Linked DNA regions of Homo sapiens: all the other regions are linked to region 1. A link is a contact called in ENCODE Hi-C or POLR2A ChIA-PET data. All regions are on one chromosome and are shown on one strand. The core of a region is the stretch at or near the end of the contact, and the rest is flanking DNA. Distances in the headings are between cores, read along the strand shown.

Region 1 (3,714 bases), core at 972-3,471:
CTGCCTCTCCCATTTCTAATTACCTATGTCTTATCTAATTTAAAAATATATCTGGCTCAGTTATTACCTCCTCCAATAAAATCTTCTTTGATTATCTCAAAGGAACAGAAGCTCTCCCCATCTCTCACAAGTTACATCTCACTTTCCAATTTGTATTGTAATTTTCTATATTTGTCTTGGTAGCTACTGTGCTGAATAACCCCAGAATTTCAGTGGCTTAATAAAATAAAGATTTATTTGTGGCTCATATCATAATTCAGTGTGACTCAGTGGGGATGGGGCTGGGGGAAAGGAGACTCCAGGTTTCCCTGTTATTTAGGATTCCAGGTTTCCCCTCAATCAAGTGGCTGTGCCATCTCCTTGGACTACTCCAAAGGACCCTCTGAATCTGAGTAGTAACAAGAACAAAGGGCACAGAGAAGACTATACCCACTCAGCAACCTTGGCCTAGGAGTGACACACATTTCTTCTCACATTCCATTCATGAGAAGTGGTCACATGTCCTTACCTCAGGAAGAGTGAGCTGGGAGGATAAGCTAGCAGTGTACCCAGAAAGAAGAGAAAATGTGTTTGGTGAGTACCTAGCCAGTCTCTGCCACTGTCCTAACTACAGATTTCACCAGAATCCCCCCAAAACCCATTGTGTTGTCTTGAATATAAAATATATTCAATATTTATCCCCAAAATAAAAAGATTATGATGGTGAGAAGACTATTGTGATGAACCTTTCATTTCCTATTCTCTAGTCCTGCTGCTCTTGTAAGCCTCAGATTTCTTATCCTTCCACATGGAGAAAGTTTGATTTCTAGCTTTCTAATTAATTATGCCCTTCCATTATGGGCAATAGAGTCAGCAGCATATGCAGATATCCCCCGAGATCTCTTTCCCCTTGTCCCCTGCTATGGTGCCTGAAATGTATATGTTAGAGTCAATCACTCAGTTATGATGGCTAGAACCAACATCACACAGATCATATTTCTGTGAATTACCAGGATGTAATAAAATTGAAAATTAATAACAAATGATTTTTAGATAAAAGATAAATATCACTAACTTATTCTTTGGTAAAGGAAAAATCCTGACAGAAATTTTTAAAAACAATTTGAGCAGAACTCAATGAAAGTACTATATGCAAAAATCTGTGAAATGTAGCTAGAGCAGTACATAGAATAAAATGTATAGCTCTGAATACATTAATTGGGAAACAAGAAATATGACAGAAAGAAAACAACCACGATGTTGAAAGAGACAGTCTGTGGTAATGATAGGGGGTAACAGTAAGTGAATAAGGCTGTATAATAGACATGTATGACTGTCCCATAAATCAAGTGAACAGTATGGAAAGTAGCTGAGTGTGAACCATCTTACTCATAAGGCCTACCTGCCAAGTTAAAGTGTCCTTCAGCAAGAGGCTGTGGGGTGTATTTCAGAAAGCACAGCTGGGGAGGGTCAGATTATATCGTAGCATAACAAATATCCCCAATCAAGAACTAGTGCAGTGAGAAGGACCTTGTAGAGCTTCTGAAGAACATAAATAAGCAATTGAGAAAGAGGAAATAAGTATAAAAATAACAGAGATTTTCTTAGCATCATGAAAAAACTATAAACCACTCAACAACCATATTGAATTGTATTTTTAAAAATCTAGATGAAATTAATAAATTTCTTGAAAAACATACAAAAAGTCAAAATAAGCATAAAAAGAAATAGAACCCATGAATATGCCAAATCATCAAAAAAAAGATAGTAAAAACTTCCTTCTCTACCAATTCTCCCACTACTACCTAAGACATTTTAGGCCTGGATAGTTGCATGGGGTGAGTGTAACAAACAATATAAAAACAGATAACCACCATATGTTGTTCCAGAAAATGTAAAAGCAATAAAAGTTAGCTAACTCATTTTAAAAGCCAGTTTCACCCCTATATTAAAACCAGAGAAGTTCATAATAAGGACAAAAATGTAAGCCAATTTTACTTATATAATAGATACAAAAAAAAACCCCTGGGAAAACTAACCAAATTTAATAGCATACTTAAAAAATTATGACAAGATTTATTTTAGAAACTCCTGGATGGCTCAGTATCAAACAAACAATGTAATTTACTACATTAGCACTACGGAAGACAGTTCATATGGTCACTTTAAGAGATGCAGAAAAAGTGCTTGATAAAATTAATACATTTTGTTTTTTAAAAAATTCGTAGAAACAAGAAATAGAAAGAAACTATTAATTTTATTTAAACAATAATAAGGATAATAATAGCCTACCAAGAACCTAGGGCAAAACCATAATGATAAATTCTTAAATGTATATTTTTTAAAGTTAGGAAGAAGAAAAAGATGTGTGCTATCATTTCAGTTGTTTGACATGATACCAGAGGTACTGACCAATACAATAAGATGACAGGGAGGGAGGGAGGGAGAGAGAGAGAGAGAAAGAAAGAGAGAGAGAGAAGGAGAGAAACAGAGATAGAGATGGAAGGAGAAAGAGAGAGAGAAAGATAAACATATTGGAAAGGAAGACACAATGTTGTTACTATTTTTTATTTATTTTTATTTTTACTTACTTATTTTTTTGAGCCAGGGCTTCACTCTGTTGCCCAGGCTGGAGTGCAGTGGCACCATCTCGGCTCACTTCAACCTCTGCCTCCCCTGTTCAAACGATTCTCCTGCCTTAGCCTCCCATGTAGCTGGGATTACAGGCGTGCACCACTATGCTTGGCAGCTAATTTTTGTATTTTTAGTAGAGACAGGGTTTCACCATGTTGGCCAGGCTGGTCTCAAACTCCTGGCCTCAAGTGATCCACCTGCCTCTGTCTCCCAAAGTGCTGGGATTACAGGTGCGAGCCACCATGCCCAACCACATGAGCCACCGCGCCCGACCTATTTGAAAAAAACAGAACAAATAGTACATTTCCATGAGGGGCAGGGAGACAACAAGAAAATCCATAGTAAACCATTAGAATTCATAAGATTTGACCAAAGTAGCCAGAGACAAGATCAGTTCCCCAAAATGAGTAGCATCTGTCTTATCAGTGATAACCAGTAAATAACATGGCAATGAAAAAACAAACACATGTAGGAATTAATCTAATAGAAGTGACCAAGACCTTTATGGAGAAAAATTTTAAATGTTTTAAAATGACTCATCTCTCTCCCCATAAAACTTGAATAAACAAAGAAATATACTTCATTCTTGGAGGAGATAACAGCACTGTAAACTTGTTAACTTTAAACCAAATGACTATATAAATTTAATGTAGTTCCAATCTAAACAACACTGAGGACTTCAACAAGTTTATCCTAAGATTTTTTAATAAAAAATAAACATCCATTAATAAAACAATAATTAATAAATCACAGTAATCAATAGTGTGGTTGTGATACAGAGTCAACAAGTAGATGAATGAAACATGGTAGAAAACTTAGAAACGGATTCATTTGTGTGAGACCCTACCCTATGGTAGAGATGGCATCAAAGATCACTGACTGATGCATGAATTATTTAGATAATGATGTCAATAAAAAATGTTATATTTCCCACTTCGTATTATACATCAAAATTCAACACCAAATGGATTAAATGCCTAAATGGGAAAGGAAAAATTATAAAAAGATAAAAACTGAGGTAGAAAATTATTTTTGGTACTTTGACGATAAGAAAAATTTTCTTAATTTAAAAAGATTCAAAAATCAAAAGCCATGAGCAGA
Region 2 (3,607 bases), core at 910-3,409, 600 kb after region 1:
GAGGGTACAAATGAGACCCATCCTAATTTGCCCCCAGCATATACTGTAATACCTGTTTTGCCAGTAAAGCAAGTCCATTCCGAGCATTTATTTGTCAAAATCACATATGCAGATGTGTTTCACTGGAGCCAGTTGGAGTTTCTGAAGTTTGTATGTCAGAATGGATTACTTCTATCCAAATGAAGGAAGGACTTATACTGGCAAGATACAAAGAGGAAGACTAGACTTTGTTTCCAAATTAGTATGGTCCCAAAATCACTACCATCTCTACTCCCCTAGAGAAAAAAAATATGTGTTCATAAAAAAAAAAAATCTAAATTCTGACAAACCTTTTCAATAAGAATCTATAGATCAGACAAATTCTAAAATCCTTGGTAGCTAAGAATATGTTTTGGGTTTTGTTGTTGTTGTTGTTTGTTTGTTTGCTTTTGAGACAGAGTCTTGCTCTGTCACCCAGGCTGGATTGCAGTGGCGCGATCTCGGCTCACTGCAACCTCTGCCTCCTGGGTTCAAGTGATTCTCGTGCCTCAGCCTCCCAAATAGCTGGGATTACAGGCCCCTGCTACCATGCCCGGCTAATTTTTGTGTGTGTGTGTGTGTGTGTGTTTAATAGAGAAGGGGTTTTGTCATGTTGGTCAGGCTTGTTTCTAACTTCTGACCTCAGGTGATCCCCCTGGCTCAGCCTCTCAAAGTGTTGGGATTACAGGCGTGAGCCACTGCACCTAGCCAGTAGTTTAATGCACTCCCCAAATGATACTCATGATTGCTGAATTTTTAGGTCCACCATGTTAAGGGAAAGAGCACCAGCAGTAAATTGAGATACCTGATGTCCATTTATAAGGAATCAGTTAACTAAGAGTACACAGAAAGTTCGAAGTCAAACTCAAATGTATAGTTCATAAAATTGTGTGATATATTATTAAGAAAAAACCTTGCAGAACAGTATGTATAATACACTTCCATTAAAAATTATGTTGGCATAATTATGCATGCCAACAAAAATTATGCATGGCATAAGCATAGAAAAATTGGACGGCTCTACACCTAACAGTAACAATTATTGTAGAGTGCTTACAAGGCACTATCATCTCATATATGTCTATGGTGCTTGAGTGTTTATGGTAAGACTGTGTTACACATGTCATCGTGAGACATTTATAAAGAGTCTATCATCAATCTATCCATCTACTTACCTATCTACCTACTTACCTACCTACCTATTGCTGCAACCATCCGTCTCTGTGAAAGAACACCAAATTGGATTTCAGATTTAAGTCCTCGTTGGGCTTTCAACTAATAGGGCTACAGGAAAGCAATGTGATGGTTAAGAACTTGATCTCTAGATTCAGAAAGACTTGGGTTCCAAACCTGACTTCATTACTTATATTAGTGACATGACTTAATTCTCCTTATTTCACTAAGTGTTTGTTTTCTCATTTGCAAAGGAGGATAAAAATACCTACCTCACCTTCCAAAAGCCTGTAACCCCAGTCCAATCATGGAGAAGAAGATCAGACAAATTCCAATAAAGTGGCATTCTAAAAAAATACCTAATTGGAGCTCTTCAAAACTGTCAAGGTTATCAAAAACAAGGAAAGTCTGAGAAACTGTCACAGAAGAGCTTAGGTAAACATGACAACTAAATGTAATGTGGTAACCTGGATGAGCTCCTGACATAGAAAAAGGACATTAGGTAAAAGCTAAGGAAATCATTGGAATGAAGCATGAACTTTAGTTAATAATAAGGTAACAATAGTGGTTCATATATTATAATAAAAGTACTACACCAATGTGAACTATTAATAATAAGATAAACTGGTTATGGAGTATATGGAAACTTTCTGCACTATCTTCTCCATTTCTCTGTAAATATAAATCTGTTTAAAAACATAAAAAAGACAATTTCCTAGAATTGCCATGGGGCTTAATCAATACAAATGTTACAAATTAGTACCTTGAAGGCACAGAATGGGGGCCTAATAAACAGTAGCGATTACTATTATAATCTCATGTCTCTGTTTTCCTCATTTCCTATCTCTAGCCCATGGGGATTGGACTCAACACGCTGTAAGATCTCTTCCAGCTCGAAGATTCTGGGCCTCTGTAGCTTAAATTCCTGAGGCATGATTCGCTGAATGTGAGTCATATTCACCATCCTTCCGGCTTCTGTGGATTTGTCTCAGTGATGCCGTACCTTGCTATTTACTTTCTTCATTCTCTGGCTGTATGAGGGACTTACAATCATTCCGCAGTTTCTTTCATAAAATGATTGAGACTCAGAATGACTAGCCACACACATTCCCCACAAAAGACCTCCAAGAGTTTCCAACCAGATCCAGATTCTGACATCAGAGGGGCTTCTACTGTCCCTACCACAAGCGTCTGTGTATCTATGACTGTGATAAGGCCCCAGAGAGGACAGAGAGAGAGAGAGGGAAAGGGCCACCAAAAAGTGTTCCAAGAAAGAAAGAACTCCCCCTTCTCCTCTAACTAAACCCAGTATCCTCAGGCAGGGTTCCTATCTGTGTGTTTTAGGACTGCTTCACATCCCATCAGCTCTCTTGGAACCTAATCGTTTGCAGGGCCCCATCAGCTCTATCCAAGCAGAGAAATTACGCGCAAGCTGAAGTGTGCATGCTCTTCTGTGTGGCCCCAGAATGACTTGAGTCTACTGAATGGAATTTCATACATGTGTTGGGTGAGGTGATTTATTATAGGCGGTAATGGAAATTAATTTCACTTTGAACCCTGTGGCACCAGAAAATGCCTAAGTGCTGAGCCATTTTCTTTAAGTAGGCCGTAAAGCTGCTACTTGCTTCTGACTGGGCAGCGAAGTGGCGATGATCACTTGTAAAACAATGAGCTTGAATAGGAGGTTAATGGGCCCTGGCCGACCTCGTGCAGCCTGCAGTGCTCATCCTACCAGCCCCTGCAGTCACGGGACTCAGTCTTCCTGGCGCCACAGAAAACAGAGATGCTGGAGCAGTATTTGTATGCTAAAGCAGAGCCAAAGAAGGGGAGAGGGAAACATTCCTGGGGAGCCAATGACCGTGCTTTGACCATGAGTGTTTGGCTGAAAGTGGTGGCCTTGTCCCTAGAAGTTCCCTTAGTAGGAAGCAGAATGGCTCAGAGCTATAAATGGGCCTGAGGAGATCCTGTTTCTAAAGACGGCCTCAGTAAAGGCTCTTACTGCTTAATTTGAGATACAGAGTATTTTCCAAGACAGCTTCTGGATTCTAAGGCTTGCCATCATGGTCTTCTGATTTAAAGTTTTATAAAGGCATTTTAGTCACTATTGAAGGGCACAAAATTCAGGGACCGTTCTAAGGCCTCCAGTGAAGCCATTCCACAGAACTTGTTGTTACACCACAATTACAAATTTAGGTAGAAGATCCTTCAGGGAGACGATCCTTCTGGGAGATGGGGCTCCTCTTGTAATTCATACAAAAGCCACACATGTGCTCACAATATTGAAGGAGCTATTGCTGTGTAACGTCATGTATTAATATAAATACATATATGTAAAAATTAGTTATTGCTTATTTCCTCATTAGAATTTTTTGTTTAATACCATATTAGATTTGTTTGCTACTATAGAACTTAGATG
Region 3 (3,746 bases), core at 536-3,035, 620 kb before region 1:
GTTTTTAATCAGACTAATGAGAAAAGATCTGTAATTCAGCATGGCTCATGAGTCATACCATAAAGTCTCTCCCTACAGTTTCATGGCAGGCCTTGATGTATCATTCATTAGGTACTGGAAAAGTAACATTTTCAAGAACACAATGAACTGCAGACAGACAGGAAAAACAATGAGGAAGCAGCCCTGGTCCTCCCTTCCAAACTGCCCTTTACTTCTATCAGTGTGCTCTCATTCCCTCATCTCCAAGCTGTGATTACTAGCTCTGGTCTGTATTAATTTGTTGAATCATCGATGGCCTTGGAAGTCTTGATCCTCAAGACCCATATAATAGAAGTGTAGGATGGTAATGAAACTCTAGTGGGGAAAACACGCAATCAATTAACTCTCAATTACGTGCCCTCCCCCCACAACCACCTGCAGGAGATAAAGACATAGATTTTTAAAAACTCACTGATACTTCTCTTTAAAAGGTCTGTGCAATATGACCTCAAATGTTCTAAGTATGCATCATCTGTGAGTGGGAAAAGCATGGAACTAGTGGTCTGGATGTGAAAATGTACCGTACCTGAGCAATTCCTGTAATTTAAAGACTAAGATAATGCAACTACAAACTGAAGCCAAAAAGGATCTAGGAAACCCGGAAGACCTCCTGGAGGGAGAACCAGTAGGTTAAGAGAATCTTTAAAACTGAAAGATAGGTACAACAGAGACATATGATATAAAAGCAAAAGACAGAGTTTGGCATGAAAAGATATGAAGTACTATTGGGGTCCACTACGTTTTAGCTGAGTGACCCAAAAGGCAAGTCTAAATTTCCCCAAACCTCAATTTCTCCTTCTGTAAATAGGGATAATGAGAATCCTATTTCACAGGTTTCTTTTAATAAAATGTAATAATGCATCTGAAATAAAATGAAAATTCATTTTACTTTTTATATTTACAGGTATTATTTTATAATTAAGCTTTATTGAGTATACTTTTATTATAAGAGGCATGGCCGTCCTCTCACTATTTAGCAGATACTCGGCTTTTCTATCAAGCTTTCATGTATTCTATAAGGCCGGAGAAGAAAGTTTTTTTCTAATAAACTTGTCTGATTCCTGGAGCAGTCCAACCACAATCTTTTCTTTTTTTTAACTCCCTCCCTCCTCTTCTGCTTTTGCTCTCCCTCTGCATTAGTTTGTTCTCACACTGGTATGAAGAAATACCCGAGATTGGGAATTTATAAAGGAAATAGGTGTAATTGACTCACAGATCCATCTTGCTGGGGAGGCCTCAGGAAACTTGCCATCTTGGCAGAAGGCAGAGGAGAAGCAGGCATCTTCCTCACTGGGTGGCAGAACAGAGTGAGAGTGCAAGAGGGAAATGCCAGACACTTATAAAACCATCAGATCACCTGAGAACTCACTCACTATCACAAAAATACCATGGGGAAAACCACCCCCATGATTCAATTACCTCCACCTGGTCCCACCCTTGACACGTGGGGATTTATGAAGACAACAATTGCAGGCGAGATATGGGTGGAGACACAAAGCCAAACCATACCATTCTCCTTCTTCTCCTTCTCTTCTGTGTCCTAACTCCCATCCTCCTCCTCTTTTCTCTTTTTTCTTCTCTCTTTTTTTCCTCATTTGCAAATTCTTTATTTTCTTGGTTGATGCTCCAATGTTCTTTCAGATTCCTGCCTCCCTCCCTTGGAAACCTCTTCCAGGGCTGTAAACTTAGCTGTAATTACAGTCATGGCCATAAGGGAGCAGCAGAATGCAAAGGAGCATCGCTGGAGCCTGGAGAAAGCTCAATAGGAGAGCCCAGCTAAAGCACGAGCCTGGGCCACCAGCTCCTCTGAGAAGTCCCTGACATCTCAGAAGCCACTGTGGGACAGTGGCAAATGAACAGTTATTAAAGTTAGAAAGACTAGGAGTTTGAATTATTTTTCAACTGTGTAATCTTTGGAGATACTTAATCTCTCTGCCTTGGATTTCATTATTTAAAAGATTAGGATGATATCATCGAGATAATTTTGTAAAACATTTTGTGTGCAAAACAACAAACATGGTGGCTGAGTCATAAAAGATATTTAATGAATATTTCCTTTTCTAATTTTTCACTATCACACTTGTGTTGAATTTGGCAATCTTCACTTCAGGCCAGCCTAACTCAATTTACCAATCTGCGGACACACCTACACACCCAGGTAGCTTACCAGCTGCCAATCAGCCCAATATACCTCCATTTCCAACTCCACTTCTATAGACTTTGGGTCTTCTCCACAATTAACTCTGACCTACCAAATGACAAGGAGTCAGCTTTCTAACAATCTTGGATCAGATATACAGTAAACAGCAAGAAGACTAGTGTGATAGGGTGGCTCTTATATAGCCCTCAGTGACCCCACCTGTTGTTACTCAGGACCTAGTGTCATGCTTTCCCCTAGAGTAACTATCTTGTAACCAATAAAATACAGCAACATTGAGAGGATGTCCCTTTTCTACTTAAGTCACAAAAGATGCTGACTTTGTCTTGCTTGTGGATTCTCTCTCTCTCCCTTGTCTCATTAGCCTTGATGAAACAAGGGGCGTGTTGGAGAGGCCTATGTGGCAAGAAACTGAGGGTAGCTTCTTGCCAACAGCCAGCAAGGAATGGAAGCTCTCAGTGCAACAGCGCTTATGAAACTGAATCCTCTTAACGACCACGTCGGTGAGCTCGGAAGTGGATTTTTCTCCATCTGAGTCTTCAGGTAACACTTTTGTATTGCCTGACATGTTTACAGCCTTGTGAGAGACCTCAAAGCAGAAGACCCAGCTAAGCTATGCCCAGATTTCTACTTTGCAGAAATTGCAGATAAAAAAATGTGCATTCTTTTAAGTTGCAATATTTTAAAGTAGCTTGTTGCACAGCAATAGATAACTAATAAAATTAGTAAAAGAAGTTGAGATGAGATCAAAGTATATAAGGGAGTCACATTATGTAGGACCTTATATGCCATAGCAAATAAATTGAATTTTATTTCAAGTACAATGGGAAAACAGTGGGGATTATTCAGCATAAGACAAATATGCTCTAAATACATTTTAGAAAGATTTCACTGGTTGCTCTGAGATGATTAAACTGTGTGGGACTTGTTTCAGTGGTATTTTGCATGTCTTCTTACCAAAAAGAAAATAGTTTATTCTGTCTTCAGAGGAAATAGAGGCACTCTTTATCTTCTCTTTAATCATGCTCAGAAATAGAAAAACTTTTGTTATCTTTGGAATAATCTATGGCAGGATCAAAAAATCCAGTTTGGGAAATTTTTTTCAATTAAACTGTTTTTTGTATGAAAATGTAGTTTCACATACTATTGTAAGAAATAATATAGAGTGACCTCATATACTCTTCATCTAATTTCTCCCAACGCTAACATCTTGAACAACAGCAAGATGATATCACAACCAGAAAATTGGTATTTTTACAATCCACTGATCTTATTCAGACTTTATTAGACTTATATACATTCAAGTGTGTATTTAGTTCTATGAAATTTTATTACATGTGTGTATTTATGTAACCATCACCACAGTCAAGATAAAGAATAGTCTCTTCTCAGTAAAGATCCTCTGTGCTACACTTTTATAGCTATACTCACTACTTATCTTTTCCCTCCCCCATCCATAATCCCTGGCACCCAGTAATCTATTCTACTTTATAATTTTTCATTTCATGTATGTTATATAAATAGATAGCATGTGATCATGTGTAGCTCT

What was found. A loop is a pair of places that touch in the nucleus more often than their neighbours do. ChIA-PET counts read pairs that join two places held with the same protein, here RNA polymerase II (POLR2A). Pooled maps may share reads with other maps.
Region 2: a loop to region 1 is called in a pooled map, with 2.0 times the contacts of the local background. The contact joins the enhancer-like site here to the promoter of LINC02758 in region 1. A Hi-C loop is called at or near these places in 1 of 168 maps with a recorded cell type or tissue (IMR-90) and 1 of 50 pooled maps. POLR2A ChIA-PET finds 5 or more read pairs at or near these places in 2 of 52 experiments (AG04449 and HCT116).
Region 3: a map of chondrocyte shows a loop between it and region 1 (2.3-fold over the local background). The contact joins the enhancer-like site here to the promoter of LINC02758 in region 1. A Hi-C loop is called at or near these places in 4 of 168 maps with a recorded cell type or tissue (A673, chondrocyte, endothelial cell of umbilical vein and 1 more) and 6 of 50 pooled maps.

Annotation. Positions count from the first base shown.
Region 1 is chr11:28,537,454-28,541,167 of GRCh38, reverse strand. It overlaps LINC02758 (long intergenic non-protein coding RNA 2758), which reads right to left and starts at 2,221. Exons shown (of 8, transcript XR_002957243.2): 1 at 1,382-2,221.
Region 2 is chr11:27,933,508-27,937,114 of GRCh38, reverse strand. No RefSeq gene overlaps it. Among named protein-coding and RNA genes, the nearest start is that of MIR610, 120 kb to the left of the region's middle. RefSeq lists enhancers at 1,842-3,041, 2,716-3,217 and a silencer at 2,799-3,093. Within about 2 kb of position 2,159, at least 7 of the 41 ENCODE cell types and tissues checked have a DNase peak (open chromatin) inside an H3K27ac peak, as active enhancers do; they include HCT116 and IMR-90, where a contact is called at or near this core.
Region 3 is chr11:29,157,775-29,161,520 of GRCh38, reverse strand. No RefSeq gene overlaps it. Among named protein-coding and RNA genes, the nearest start is that of LINC02742, 260 kb to the right of the region's middle. Within about 2 kb of position 1,785, at least 2 of the 41 ENCODE cell types and tissues checked have a DNase peak (open chromatin) inside an H3K27ac peak, as active enhancers do; they include endothelial cell of umbilical vein, where a contact is called at or near this core.